Linked DNA regions of Homo sapiens: region 2 is linked to region 1. Evidence: chromatin loops called from intact Hi-C (ENCODE). Cell type or tissue: lower leg skin. All regions are shown on one strand. Region 1 overlaps FAT3 (FAT atypical cadherin 3). Region 2 overlaps FAT3 (FAT atypical cadherin 3).

What was found. Hi-C counts contacts between places; a loop is a spot of excess contacts. Peaks named below come from ENCODE experiments on the same cell type or tissue, not always from the same donor. Only the 100,000 strongest peaks of a DNase experiment are listed, where the experiment ranks them.
Region 2: a loop joins it to region 1, with 4 times the contacts of the local background. A loop is called at or near these places in 1 of 110 quality-filtered maps.

What each region holds. Positions count from the first base shown.
Region 1 is chr11:92,705,307-92,710,306 of GRCh38, reverse strand. The region is part of intron 4 of FAT3 (FAT atypical cadherin 3); the gene reads right to left. Among named protein-coding and RNA genes, the nearest start is that of LINC02746, 210 kb to the left of the region's middle. In lower leg skin, no CTCF peak of the experiment used is centred here; a DNase peak (open chromatin) is centred at 2,993.
Region 2 is chr11:92,421,884-92,426,883 of GRCh38, reverse strand. The region is part of intron 2 of FAT3 (FAT atypical cadherin 3); the gene reads right to left. Among named protein-coding and RNA genes, the nearest start is that of FAT3, 200 kb to the right of the region's middle. In lower leg skin, no CTCF peak of the experiment used is centred here; no DNase peak of the experiment used is centred here.

The DNA.
Region 1 (5,000 bases):
AATTTGCTTTCATAGCCTTCAATTCAAAAACAAAGCAAGAACAAATTAAGCCTCTCTCAATATGGGGAAAGTCAGAACACTGGATCGCTCAGTCTACTTTGTAGTACTGGTTGCTTAGTTTAAAGTGCTTTGTCTTTGTGAAGCTTCTTAAGAGGGCTACTAATGAGTACTTATGCATTTTTTAAAATATTGACATTTTTCTATTTTATTTGAAAGTAGTCACCTAAAAGTAGATTTTATTTCAATTACATAACAGCAAGGTATACGTTAGCCTGGAGCTTAGCCCTACATCTAATTTCAAGACTTATCAGCATCTTTAAAACTCTAGAGTGGCATGCCAGGAATTATAATGGGTACATCATGAAAAATCTAAGATCTTTCTTCTGAATTATGTATTTATGATCTCCCAAGGATGATCGGAGGTAATGTGATTTAGGAACTGCTTTTAGGCTCCAAACAGGAGCTGGGGTTGGCAAGCCACCTCAGTACAGACTGGGATGCGGTGGGAGAAAGCCCTTCCCTGTTCTGCATATCAGCTGGCACCCCAAGGGCTCCTCAAACTTCCCACCTAGGTGCCTCCTCTGTGTGCTTAGTGTATATTTTGTGGATCTCTGGACAGTACATATCACTATATCCTGCAAAGCATGGATTACCTGGGTTGTGGATTACCTGGAGCCCTAAACTTCCACTCAGCCAACATTCATCAAGTGCCTATTACATCCCTGGCATTGTTTTAGGTGCTGGGGTACAAAGCGGAGTAATCTGACCCTTCCTCCTACGGGTGACCTTCACTAAAGGTAGGGCCAGGAAGACAGAGGATTAGAAATCTCAGTGGAGCTCATCTTGCAGCTTGCTAATGAAGCTAAGAATAGCCTAAAGGAGAGGCGGAGTTTGAAACTACCCAGGGCAATGATTTTCAAATGATGATATCTGCTGCTGAATATTAACCATGCTGTGGGCTACCTCCATCGAACATCTCCTAAACAGTCACATCCAGTTTCGTATTTCTACACGATTGAGGTTTTGACATTTGAATGAAACATAAAAAAATTCCCATTAGATGTCTAAATGTTAAACACATTGACTGCATTAACAAATAAACACAATTTAAGACCTTAAAGGGGTTATGATTCCGGGAGAAAGCTTAGGGGTTAGTGATAAGGCTGGACAGGCCTGAACATGGCTGGCCGGGGGAAATTAGTTATTTGTCCCATCCTAGTCGTAAGACTAATTTATGGAGCTCCTGGATGCTTGGAAATGCTACTGCTCTATTATTGGAGCTTGGGTGCCTCGGTCTACCTATTGGATACTGGTTTAGAAAGCCAGAGGGAAAGACTGTGGATCCAATAGTAGAGATCTAATGACCTTCATCATAGCCATGCCAGACCCACGGTTGACTCATTAGCCTGTCTTAGGAGAATAAGCTATTGCAACTTACATGTTTACAGCTTATTTAAGTGGATGGTGGCCAGCGGAAGCTGATAAATCTCTAAGCTTTTGGGATTTTCTTCAGAAAAGGGCCAAAAAAATTAATATATTTTTGAGTGCATACCATGTGCCAGGAACTTCTGTAGGCTCATTCATAGATGCTATCTTATTAAAGTATCATAAGTATATTCAACAACTATGAACCAAGCTATAAATACAATGCATAATACAAGGCCTTAAGTGTTCTGAATTTTGTCACAAGATGACTGCTTCAGGAATCACAGGGAAAATTTTAAAGCTTCTAATTATAATAGCTAACATATTAAACACTTAACATGTGCAATGCATGTGCAGTGTAAATATCCTCACCAAATCTTATAAAGGTATTATTATTGTCCCAATTTTATAGGTAAAGAGACGGAGGTTTAGATTAAGTAATTTGGCTGTAGGTCACACAGCTAGTGAGTTACTATGTCTGTCTCCATATCTTGTGCATTAACCATCTCTATCTACATTTATAATATATTAGTTTGATATAAATGTAAAGGGATGATCACAATTAGGACAGTGTCTTATAAGAGATTTTTTTCACTGTTTGATTGAATAATTGTGTAACATCCTTACAGTTCTACACTCCCAAAAATTAAACAACCAAACTTATTATAGGTTTTCCCCATTTTGAAGGCTGGTATTGTTCCAAGATTCTAAACTATTTTCCTTGGCTCTGACGTGCAGGGCTCTCCTGACTTATTTTCATGACAATGTTCTACATCCTTACGCTGACAACTCTCTTGGTATTTCAGTAAACCAGTATTGCCACAAAATAGATGAGGTTGGTAGCTCCCAATTTGCCACAAAAGCAAGGCACTTGAAAGGTCTTGAAACAACAGCTCATTTGAACAAAGCTGTCTGCTGCAGGCAGGAAGCATGCCAAAGTAGTTTTTCCTGATTATTAATAGAAGCACTTGAGTTGAATTCCATATTTTAAACTTGCTGTCATTACATTTTAAATTTTCCCACAGACAGATATGAAGTCCTCAACTGGGTCAAACACATCTGACATTAGGCATGAGCTTCAGTGGTTTCTGAAGGCCTCGATAAAATTAGACTGGACAGATCATTCTGTAGCTCAGAGAGTGTGTGTCATAAAATAAACTAGGAAAGCAACACAAAGGAAAGAAGGAAAAGGAGCTATGGAAGTAAAGGGCAGAGAGTCAATTTACCATCATTGCACTACGGGGAAGAAGCCAGTCTGGGCTCCTAGGATGGGGGATTCACAGTCAGGAGTTCTCATGATTGTTCAGAGCCATGCAGGAAACTCCTAACCTCTTCTCCAAGAAGGTAGAAGCCAGTTGTGCAATACCAACCCTTCAGGGTAATAGGCTCCCTCCCACCAACCCCCAGAACTCAGCCAGAGGTTGAGGCTATTACAGCTGCTTGGCTCAGAAGACTAAAAGGAAGCAGCAACATAGCACCACGTTCCCATCCACAAGTGAAAACAAAGCAGAGTCTCAGCTCCCTAAGGCCTGTGTGCACAGCTCAACAAGCTGTGACCTGCCCAAAGCAATTATCTGCCTGTGCACCATGGGTGAGCAGAGCAGTCAAAACTGGCTCATTTCCATTGCCAGGCGGAGCCACTGGGTGGAAGGACCTCCCTAGATCCAAGTGAACTGGTTTCATCTACCGCTGCTCTACTAATTAGTGTTCAGGTTTAAGGAGAAACAAAATAAACACAACCTTTCACAAACAGGTAAATTAGAGGTGGCTATTTATGGAATCAAAGACTTATTCCAGACAACTCTCCCAATATATATAAGTGTTTGCCTGCAGCTTATTAATGAGTAGGTCAACCAGGAGCACAGAAAAGCAAAGTTAAAAAGTGAAGAGCTACTGCCAGATGACATGCTCACACAACTTGAGGTACCCCAAAGATCCACAGCACCCTTCCGTTCCTTGGCTCAGATAGAAATGCCTGTGCGGACAATGTTCAGCTGAGATCCCAACCAAGTCTTCATATGTGGTAATTTCCAATGTCAACAGAGTCTCTTAAGACTCAGCCATAGGCTCATTTCTTATTTATTTTTATATGCACATTTTAAAAGATGGGTACATTTTTAAAGACATGAGGTGAAGGGAAGATAAGAAACTAATTACATCCCACAAAATATGTGAATTACTTACTTCATTCTGAGAGGATTACAAATTATGAGGCAAGTAAGAAGTCTTCCTTTCTATCAACTGTTGCAAAACAGGGGTTCGTTGGCTGACAGTGTTTTAAAAAAAATGATGGAGTTGTCAACATGTAATATAGAGAGATGTGGAATGTAAATGTGATTTTTTTTTTGGGAAACAAATTAAGACTTCCTGCTGATACTGGGCCTACCTGCTTCCACACCTGCTGCTGGCAGTGCCTTTTTAGGAGAAGGGGCAGGTAGAATCCACTGTTCCTCCCCGTCCACATCCCCACCGCTCCCACACATGCTGCTTCTCTGAATTACTGACCTACCCAGACCCATGGCATCTTGTAATCTCTGTTTTGAATGTACTAGCTCTGAGAATTAATATTTGCTCTGAAAGGTTTGTTTTTCTGCATCAGATTCAATATTTACTCTTCAGATAATAGGGAAATTTAAGTGGTACATCTGCAATTTATACTGGTGGGAAGATCTCAGAAAGGATTATTCTTAAGGGCCCATACTAACCTGGACAGTTCTGTAAAATTAGGAATAGTAAACCTCACTCCCATCTCATAAGCATGCCACCATTACTACCACCACCACCATTAACACCATCTCCACCATCACAGTCGTCACTACCACCCTCATCTCCATCATCACCACTGCCACCACTATAGTCACAACTGTCATCTCCTCCACCACCACCACCACCATCACCATCACTGCCACTACCATCACCATCACAACCACCACACCACAATCACCACCATCACACCACCACCATCAAACCACCACCATCACCACCACCATCACACCACCACCACCACCATCACACCACCACCATCACTACCACCATCACACCACCACCATCACCACCACCATCACACCACCACCAACACCAACACCATCACACCACCACCATCACCACCACCATCACACCATCACAGCACCATCACCCACCACCATCACACCATCACACCACCACCACCACCACCACGATCACACCACCATCACACCACCACGATCACTACACCATCACACCACCATCACACCACCAACCACCATCACACACCACCATCACACCACCACCACCACATCACACCACCACATCACACCACCACCATCACCACCACCACCACCATCACACCACCACCATCACACCATCACACCACCACCAACACCACTATCACACCACCACCATCACCACCACCATCACACCACTATCACACCACCACCACCATCACACCACCATCACACCACCACCATCACCACCACCACCACTACCACCATCACCACCACCACCATCACCACCACCACCACCAACACCATCACCAACACCATCACACTACCATCATCACCACCACCATCACACCACCACCATCACCACCATCATCA
Region 2 (5,000 bases), 280 kb after region 1:
ATTTCATATGGAACCAAACAAGAGCCTGTATAGCCAAGACAACCCTAAGCAAAAAGAACGAAGCTGGAGGCATCATGCTACCTGACTTCAAACTATAGTACAAGGCTACAGTAACCAAAACAGCATGGTACTGGTACCAAAACAGATATATAGACCAACGGAACAGAACAGAGGCCTCAGAAATAACACCACATATCTACAACCATCTGATCTTTGACAAACCTGACAAAAACAAGCAATGGGGAAAGGATTCCCTAATTAATAAATGGTGTTGGGAAAACTGGCTAGCCATATGTAGAAAACTGAAACTTGACCCCTTCCTTACACCTTATACAAAAATTAACTCAAGATGGATTGAAGATTTAAAAGTAAGACCTAAAACCATAAAAACGCTAGAAGAAAATACAGGCAATACCTTTCAGGACATAGGCATGGGCAAAGACTTCATGACTAAAACACCAAAAACAATTGCAACAAATGCCAAAATTGACAAATGGGGTCTAATTTAAGAGCTTCTGCACAGCAAAAGAAACTATCATCAGAGTGAACAGGCAACCTACATAATTGGAGAACATTTTTGCAATCTATCCATCTGACAAAGGGCTAATATCCAGAATCTACAAGGAACTTAAACAAATTTACAAGAAAAAAACAACCCCAACAAAAAGTGGGCAAAGGATATTAACAGACACTTCTCAAAAGACAACATTTATGCAGCCAACAAACATATGAAAAAAAGGTCATCATCACTGGTCATTAGAGAAATCCAAATCAAAACCACAATGAGATTCCATCTCACGCTAGTTAGAATGGCGATCATTAAAAAGTTAGGAAACAACAGATGCTGGAGAGGATGTGGAGAAACAGGAATGCTTTTACATTGTTGGTGGGAGTGTAAATTAGTTCAACCATTGTAGAAGACAGTGTGGTGATTCCTCAAGGATCTAGAACTAGAAATACCATTTGATACAATAATACCATTGCTAGGTATATACTCAAAGGATTATAAATCATTCTATTATAAAGACACATGCACACATATGTTTACTGGAGCACTGTTCACAATAGCAAAGGCTTGGAATCAACCCAAATGCCCATCAGTGATAGACCAAATAAAGAAAATGTAGCACATATACACCATGGAATACAATGCAGCCATACAAAAGAGAGTTCATGTCGTTTGCAGGGACACAGATAAAGTCGGAAACCACCATTCTCGGCAAACTAACACAGGAACAGAAAACCAAACACCACATGTTCTCACTAATAAGTGGGAGTTGAACAATGAGAACATCTAGGCACAGAGAGGGGAATATCATACACTGGAGCCTGTTGGGGGTGGGGGCAAGGGGAGGGATAGCATTAGGAAAAATACCTAATGTAGATGACGGGTTGATGGGTGCAGCAAACCACCACGGCACATGTATACCTATGTAACAAACCTGCACGTTCTGTACGTGTATCCCAGAACTTAAGTATAAAAATTAAAAAAAATAAGAAAAAGGAAGTGGCTTTTTGTTGCTACTTTGCAAGTAGCTCAGCCTTCCGTGAAGATCTTCAGGGTTTGCTGATCTTTGGGCCCTCTCTGACCAATCTCAGGACCCAAAGCATGTAGGGCCCATTGAAAATGCTATAATCCTAGAATTCAAAAGCGACCAGAAAAATACCTTTTTAAAAAATCACTCTGAAGAAACAGAAAAGCTTCATTCACAGAGCTGTTCACTACAGCATTATTTACTACAATGGAAAAGAAATGGAAAAAAACCCAAAGATTCCAAAAAGAAATAACTCAAAACAAGTTAAATGTGACACATCCATATGATGAAATATTGTACAGACAATAAACATAACATTTATAAAGGGTGATTATTGTCATTGGAAAGTGTTGTTAAGTCACCTGACAAAAATGCAAGACATAAAAGTATGTAATCAATGCAATCTCTGTTACTTAAAAAAAATCACAGAAAGGAGAGGGGAAGGAAATGCTAAAAAGTTAATAATCACATTACAATCTGATCATAGTCATCATTTTCAATTTATTCTCCTTCATATGTCTTCAGTGTTTTCCAAGTTATAGTTTCTATAATCAGCAAGTAATCCTTCCAAAATTAGAAAAAAATTCAAAACGTAAGGAGGTGAACATCAGGTTGAATATCATGTCAATAAAAAAGAAGTGATAAATGTTTCACTTTGACATTTTTCAGCATGGAAATTTGCAGAGTTCTTCCTCCTTCTTCAAATATCTTCACAAGGCCAAAATTAAATTTCTGCTGGGATATAGCAGCCACTCTATTGCAGTCTACTACTAGACTGCAATAGTGATCAGTGGTCAGTCCTTGCAGCTTCCCAAGAATCAAAGCATTCACAAATTCTCTGGCCATTTTACAAACCCTTCATGGTTTATTCTGGAGCAAGAGAAATAGCAAGTTGTTGAGTAATTATAAAGTTATTGTTGTGGCAAGGTCCATAGGAGAACCACTGTAGCCTTGGCAGACAAGCTATTCTGAAGCATTCTCCTCCAGTCATTTCATAAAAACATTATGTAAAATATTAAAACAGCTTTGAATAAAAATAAGCAGGTATAATTCACATCTAATTCAAAAACTATCAAAATTAGCAAAGTGAGACATCAACCCCTTTTTGTTAATTATTATTTTAAGAAACCACAAGGTCACAACAGCAATATTTAACAAGTTCATAGCTATTACTATGAATGAAAGCAAACAGTGCCAAAGCAATCAGGAAGAATGGGTCAGCTTCAGCAAAGGCCTTTGGACAATAAAAAAACAAAACAAAGCAAAAAACAAAACAAAACAAAACAAAACCTTTGTAGGTGTCCACCCTCCATTTGTCCTCTTTAAATGGTTTAATGGTTAATTTTATATGACAATTTGGCTAGGCCATGAGACCCACTTGTTGGATCAAACACTAGTCTAGATATTACTGTGAAGGTATATTTTAGACATGATTAATATTTACAATCAGTAGACTAAGGGTAAAGCAGATTGTTTTTCAAAATGCAGGTGGGCCTTATCTAATCAGTTGAAGATCTTAAGAGTAACAACTGAGGTTTCCCAAAGAAGAAGGAATCCTCAAGACTGTAACATAAACTCTTACCTGATTGGCCAGCCTGCTGGCCTGCTTCTCCAGCTCCACAATCATGTGAGCCAATTCTTTAAATTAAATCCCCCTCCCCACCCTCTCTCTACAGACATAGATTCAGATATAGGTAGATACGGATGCTGAGAATATATTCATATTCTCTGGAGAACCCTGACTAAAACAGGCAAAGTGACCATATTTCCTAATTAGCGTGAGGCAGTGTGGTTACACCAGTTGTTGTGATATAATTATTAAGAGGTAGCCCTTTCCCTCAGAAACACATCGTGGATGATAAATTACATGATCTCCTTACACGCAGAGCTAAAGATAGATTTATAGTATTCCAAAGTAATGAGATCCTTTTCCTTTCACCCTTGTTTTTCAAACTTCTTCATGACTCACAATAAGAAATATATTTTATGTCACAAAACTGACCTTTATGATGGCAATGCAATGAGCTGTTTTATATTTTATTATGTGTCATTTCCAATGCTCTTTGCAACCGACTAACTTCATGGCATGATCCGTGTATAGGGTCATAACTCAGCTTGCAAAGTACTGACTTGGAGGAATCCATGGCTGTCCAGTGTATTTTGCTGATTATTGTCTCAGGACACACTAAAGACAGGAAGAGAGGAAGAGAGATAGGCATGTCTCAGAGATTTTCCTCTGCCTATACTCCATACAGTCTTTGCTATTATTTCTCCTAAATATAAATGAAATGCTTTTAGTGTAAACACATCAAATAGAAATATGATTCCAGAGCCATTGTCCTTTAGTGAATCTCAAGTTTCCTTTGAGTGACAGACATAGAGAAGGGGGAAGAATGAATAACACTAATATCCTATTCAGTGATGCTGCCTCCAGTCATTTACCTCTAGTCTGGTCAACGTCCCTTGCAAGACAACTGATTTGACCACTAGCCATGCAACGAATATCTACTGATAGACTGTGCCAGCCACAATACAAGGCAAAGTCTTCCCTGCCACCAAGTCCCAGCAGCTCTTTGCTGAAAAAAAGAAGAAAGTCCAAAGCCATGTTCACATTCCAGGCTCTACATCCCACCTTCAGCCTTCTTTTCAGCCTTTTGTTCCTCTTACTACACCCCCTTCTACACCCAACACAACATTTATAGACACTTATACACCCTTGCTTCCTGCCCTCAGCCTCTGGTCAAGCACTCACCTCCTTTGAAAGAACTCTCTCCTGTCTCCTCCATCCTATGTGCCCTGCCACAGTTCTCCTCTTCAAAGGCCCTTTAACCCCATTCCCTTCATAGGGCCTTCACAGATGCTGTCAGTTACTGAAAAGGAACTATAGCTTCAAGATGGAGTTTGGCTCAACCTAGAGGGGCCCAAGTTCAACACAAGCACTTTTCCATCAAAAGTTGCTCCAGGCACTGAAAAAGTGAAGGAGGCTCAGCGAAGTATGAGCAAGAAACAGGGGCAGAAATAGAATTTGAAGTGGCAGGCAAAACATCCAGGGGCTAGTAGAGCCCATTTCAGGAATAAGTGAGTTGGAACTTGAACAAGGAGAAAAATTGTTGTGGAAAGAGGTTGTGAAATAAAGAAAGCAAACTTGTCTTTCTCACTGGTCATTGGAAGGAGAACTAGATGTACTCCAAAGACTTGTGGAGTATAGGCAAAGGAAACTCCCTGAGACATGTGCGTCTCCCTGATGGCACAGTCAAAAAAAGTTGACCAGAGAGCCCAGTAATACATTACTTAAAGGTTTGCTCACTTACAGACAAAGGGGCACCAGGTACAGCTCACAGCCTGTAATGCCAGTCAGACCTGCGTTCGCAACTTTGTTCCATCACACTTGTTGGCTGATTCAGACAAAGGATCTCTCACTGTCTAAATGTCAGTGTCTTCATTTGTCAAACAGGGAGGAAAAAA